Linked DNA regions of Homo sapiens: region 2 is linked to region 1. A link is a contact called in ENCODE Hi-C data. All regions are on one chromosome and are shown on one strand. The core of a region is the stretch at or near the end of the contact, and the rest is flanking DNA. Distances in the headings are between cores, read along the strand shown.

Region 1 (2,706 bases), core at 77-2,576:
ATGTGTATGGAGAATAATAATAAACTGAACACCTGTGTACTCACCAGCTGGCTTGAGAAAGAGAATATTGCCAGTACCTTAGCAGTCCCTGCATACATCTCTCTAGCCCCATTTTCTTCCCTTTTTTCCCAGAAGTAACCATTATTCTAGTTTTGTGCTCACCCACCTGTGATACACACACACACACACACACACACACAAATTTTCATTTTCCATGTTTTTTTTCACAAATAGGACTTTTTATTTGCCATTTTAAATGTCTGAGTGTTAAACACACTCTTGGACTGGTGGTTCATATCCATCAGCTCATTCAACTTTAGAACCTGTCTCTTCTCCAGTAGCTTTTCCAGAACTGCTACCTTCGCCATGAAGCTCCATGAGATTTCCCAATTCAAACTTGGTCTTCTTCAGCATTTTTACTTTTCTAATGAAGACATCATTGAGAGAATAAATAGATTGGTAAGCCTTATCTATGTCTTTTCCAATGCTGTCTGGAATCAATTTATTGACCACTTCTTTCAAGTCATTTCTCTGTACCTCTCGGGTCATGATTTCCATCATCTTCTTCCAGATTTGGCAGACCTGTTTGTGCTGAGCATAAGAGGTCTTCCATATCTGATTGTTATGTTTTTTAGTAAAAGCAGTACAGAATAGACAAAGCAAGTAACCGTCAGTAGTCTTGACATCAACATGAGCTTCAATCATGTCTGCCATTTTTTGACCATGGAACACATTCTGCCACAGGTAAGATCCATGCTATGGAAGTTAGGCAGTTTTTCCTGGACACCTTAAGTAATCAGCTTGAATTTTCTAAATGCAACTTCATAATTTTGCAGATCAGCAAGACTCATTTCAAACACACGACCCTTGAGGCCATCTGATGCAATTTTGGTTCCTTCAGTGCTGGTGACTAGTGTCTTTCCAATATTTCTTATGTTGAACATAGCAGGTGCTTTCACATCATACCAGTCTTTCTTAGAAACTAGATCAACTAGGCCGGGCATGGTGGCTCATGCCTGTAATCCCAGCACTTTGGGAGGCCAAGGTGGGTGGATCACGAGGTCAAGAGATCGAGACCATCTAGGCCAACGTGGTGAAACCCCGTCTCTACTAAAAATACAAAAATTAGCTGGGCATGGTGGCGCTCACCTGTAGTCTCAGCTACTCGGGAGGCTGAGGCAGGAGAATCGCTTGAACCCGGAGGGCAGAGGTTGCAGTGTGCCAAGATCACGCCACTGTACTCCAGCCTGGTGACAGAGCAAGACTGCGTCTCAAAAATAAAAAAAAAGAAAATAGATCAACCACTTTCTTCTTGGTTCCCCTTTTGCTGCCTTTCGTGAGGCACTTGTTCTTGCTGCTCAGAGAGCCAAAAGGCATTTTGCATATTTTCAAAATCTGAATGACTCATGTGTTCTGCTGGGATTCACTTGTTTCCTACTCAATATTAGGTTCCTAACTTATTCAGGCTGATACACGTAACCATAATTATATTGCCAGGGCCTCTGATGGTCTAGTACCACCAACCTGGCCGCTAGAATTCTGTTATTCCCATTTACTCTGGGGCATTTCTTACCATCAATCTTGATCTAGAGGACAAGCAGTTCTGAGCTTCTCAGAATATACTAGCATATTGCTTATCACTTTAATAAGGGAGTGTCCTCTAGGACCTCCCAGGGAACATTGTTGGCTGGTGGGTTCTCTGGTGTTACATAGTAAATGCATTCTTGGCCAGGTGCCGTGGTTCACACCAGTAATCCCAGCTGAGGGATTGGGATTTGGGAGGCTGAGGTGGGTAGATTGCTTGAGCCCAGAAGTTCAAGACCAGTCTGAGCAACATGGCAAAACCCCATTTCTACAAAAAATACAAAACTTAGCTGGGCACGGTAGTGCATGCCTGTAGTCCCAACTGCTCAGAGGGCTGAGGTGGGAGGATCGCTTGAGCCCAGCAAGTCAAGACTGCAGTGAGCTGAGATTGTGCCACTGCACTCCAGCCTGGGTGACAGAGTGAAACCGTGTCTCAAAAAAAAAAAATGCATTCTTACTTCTAATCTCTTTGAACTTGCTGACCTCTTCTTCATCTCTCTTCTAAGAAGTTCCAGCATCTCCATCTGATCATTATTTTCAAGTTTCAAGGAGCTGTTTCTGCAATGTATTAGGTACAGTTCTGGGCATTCTACCAGGATAGTGAGTCCCGTGTCACTGAATAATACACCTGTATTAACAAACTGTCCACTATTCAGTCTTATATTCTGCCCTCCCTGATTTGGCACCTTTAAGATTCATTTCCAGGAGAGTTCTCCCACTTCCTGCTAGTACCTATTTGCCAGGTTTTGCAGTGCTTTTGGTGAATAACCCCTTTCTTCACATAACAGTATTTCCTCGCTTGGCTCATAATAAGATTTCTCATTATTGGTCTAGAAGAAATGAAGAGAGGTAGGGATGGATCTTAGAGACAAGCATCATCCTGCAAGGCATTTGCCCTTGCTACGTGAGGCCTTGGCATAGTCTCCGAGCACCAGAAGTCTGATTTCTCCTAGCAAGGAGAAAGGCTCCAGAGTATTCTCACTCTCAGTTTTAAGAGGAATCTGGGGTTTTAAGGTCCTTGAGCCCATCTACCCAAATATCTCCATCGGAACTCTCAGGGCCCCTCTCCTTTTTCAGGTCCCTTGCTTTAGCATTAGAAATTTGGGGGCTGGGCACAGTGGC
Region 2 (2,706 bases), core at 143-2,642, 910 kb after region 1:
TCACATCAACAACTTACGTTTATGCTAATCTACTTAAATGTTAAGTCTGGCCAAGCAATTAGACTATTTAACCTTGTTTGGAGTTAAATGCAGACAGTGTGTGAGACTGTGTTCACAGTACTGTATTACGTCTTTAGGAAAGAGGATCTAGATTTCATTTTGTCCTTCTCAGGATTGTGTCTGCTATGCAAGCACTGGTTTTCTATAGTCTGGCTTGTAAGGCACAAGGAGCAATTAAACAGAGGATTAAGGTAAACAGGTGTGTCCCATCACTTCCCCTCTTCATACTATATTGTTCATATTCTCTGAATTTCATACAAGCTACAGTGGAAGCAGTAAGTTAACTTTAAAAAATCATAAGATTGCCCATACTTCTAGGTTATGCAAATTGATTTCTGAATAAGCCCTTGTTTGCGACATCGCTGGTAAAGGCAGGATGTTAACTTAAAGAGATGCCAGATTTTGGACTTGTTAGTTATAGGCATCAAAACCTGGAACTAGGAAATGTATTTCCACGTATTACTTCCATTATCCTACTAATGTTAGAAACAGGCAACTAACCACATCCTCGACCCCAACCATATTTCAGGAGAGGCTGGCTGAATTTTGCAATATGATTCCAAAAGGGAGTATTTGCAGGGTCTTTGAAGCTATAAATCCCCTAGGAAGAGTCTTCCCCACCTGTCAGGACCTGGACAGTGTCCACAGAGGGTGCCGGGCGCACTACCGCCACGCGGCGCTGAGGTCTGCCTCTCGGGTTTTGGGAGAGCTCTTTTTATTCTAAATTACAGACTTTGCAGCCACCGGATATCCTCGCTGCATAACTGGCAGTGGCCATGTGGCTGCACTCGCGTTTCCTGACAACCACTGCATTATTTCCACTAATATCCTGTGTCCAAGGCCTCTCGCTTGGCGACTCCTCGTTCCCACCTCCACCGCCACCTCTTCCCTCGAGGGTAATCTCTCGACCGTGGCCCAAGCGCCTCGACAAAGCGGCAACCACCCAAAAGTTCATGAAAATGCACTTGGCAAAAGTGGGCCGCTAGTCCCCGCGGACAGCTCTAAGCGACCCCGTCCCAGCCGAGGAAAGCGCCCGGGCCCCGCAGAGTGCGCGCTGCGGGGCGGGCCCGCGGCCATGTGCTCCGCGCCGGGGCGGGGCACCCGCGGGTTCGCATTGTCCACTTTCCCCCGCACCCCGCCGCGTTCCGTCCCTCCCTATCTGCGGCGCACACGCGCTCAGAGCAAGCGGCGCGCCCGGGTCTGGAGCTGCAGCAGCTGCGGCAGCGGCGGGGGTGGTGCGGCGCGGGGCGGGGCGGGGCGGGGCGGGGCGGGGCGGGGCGGCACGGGGGCGGGCCCGGGGCGAGGCAGCTGGGGCGCCAGCGAGCTAGCGGCGAGCGCGGCGAGCAACGGAGAGGAGCGCGAGCAGCAGCATGGCGGGGCTCCGACGCCCGCAGCCCGGCTGCTACTGCCGCACCGCGGCGGCCGTGAACCTCCTGCTGGGCGTCTTCCAGGTCCTGCTGCCCTGCTGTCGCCCGGGAGGGGCTCAGGGACAAGGTCAGCCTTGCGCCGCTGGGCTCGCTCTGCCTCTCCACCCCGCCCCCGCTCTTTCTTTTAGGGAACTGCTGAAATCTATAAGAGGGCGAGGGGAGGAAAGGGAAAGGGGCAGGAGGAGGAAGGAAAGCTGTTGCGATTCTCCGCTGATAACATTTTCTGACCACAGCGTCCCGTCCCGCGCCTCTCTGCCCCGTACAGCTGGAGAGCGGGGCAGTCGCGGGGCTTGGGGACCGCTAGCCGCTCGCGCCCTGGAGCCTTTGTGCGCGGGCCCCTGCGCCCCGGGCGCAGCCCCCGCTTTGTGTGGCGCGCGCGGGTGCCCCGCAGCGGCCCGGCTTCCTGCAGCTTTGTTCCCCCGAGCCTGGCCGCCCAGGGTCCACACTCCAGATGCTCGGGCTGCGGAGCCCGGAGTGCCTCGTGGGGTGTCTTCACTCCCACTTCGTCCCCCCACCCCCAGCACGAGCACCCCGAGCCTGCCTGCACGCTGTCGCCTTCGCGTCCGAGGGGCCGCCGGCTCACACCCCACCCATTGTATTTTTATCCTTGGCTCGCCCCTGGGATGGCCTCTGTTCCCAGGAGGAAAAAGAGACGTGTTTTGGTGAGGCGGGGGGCACGGAGGGACGGTAGGGGAAACAGGAAGCGTTTCTTTAGCGTGCATTAAAAACGTGGTGTATTTTTTGGTGTTCCTGCAGCGATTGAGCCGTTGCCGAACGTGGTGGAGCTGTGGCAGGCAGAAGAAGGGGAACTCCTGCTGCCCACTCAGGTGAGGACGACCAGGTGACAGGGCGGCTGTGGGTGTACGAGGGAGGAGAGGCGGGGAGGCCCCCGGTCCTCCCCACCCCCTGTCCAAGCGGCACAGGCGTTCGGGCCACTTTGCAAGGCAAATAAACGTTAGGGGCCGAGCCTGAACACCTGGCAACGGTGGCCTTCCCGGCTCCTCCCACGCCATGTGACAGGGCCTGAGGCAGGCCGGCCCCAAGTTCAGAAGGTGGGAACCCAGGCCACCTCAGCAGGGAAGCGGCCAGCGGTCTGTTCGGCCGTGGGTGTCCTGGGTGCACACTGTTCCCTAAGTGAGCTGGTGCTGTGTGGATGGCAAGTGGCTAAGAGGTTGAGGACAACAGGAGTATTGATTTCATAAATGTTAGAGTGGTATTT

What was found. A loop is a pair of places that touch in the nucleus more often than their neighbours do. Pooled maps may share reads with other maps.
Region 2: a loop to region 1 is called in a pooled map, with 4 times the contacts of the local background. The contact joins the promoter of TMEM131L here to the enhancer-like site in region 1. A Hi-C loop is called at or near these places in 5 of 37 single-sample maps with no recorded cell type and 4 of 50 pooled maps.

Annotation. Positions count from the first base shown.
Region 1 is chr4:152,551,010-152,553,715 of GRCh38, forward strand. It overlaps the pseudogene RPS3AP18. Among named protein-coding and RNA genes, the nearest start is that of MIR4453, 16 kb to the left of the region's middle. RefSeq lists an enhancer at 1,192-1,401. Within about 2 kb of position 1,327, at least 4 of the 41 ENCODE cell types and tissues checked have a DNase peak (open chromatin) inside an H3K27ac peak, as active enhancers do.
Region 2 is chr4:153,464,968-153,467,673 of GRCh38, forward strand. TMEM131L (transmembrane 131 like) reads left to right here and starts at 1,393. Exons shown (of 35, transcript NM_001131007.2): 1 at 1,393-1,554; 2 at 2,244-2,314. The coding sequence starts at 1,431. RefSeq lists enhancers at 854-1,033, 2,404-2,706, 2,564-2,653 and silencers at 1,074-1,223, 1,264-1,363, 1,734-2,093.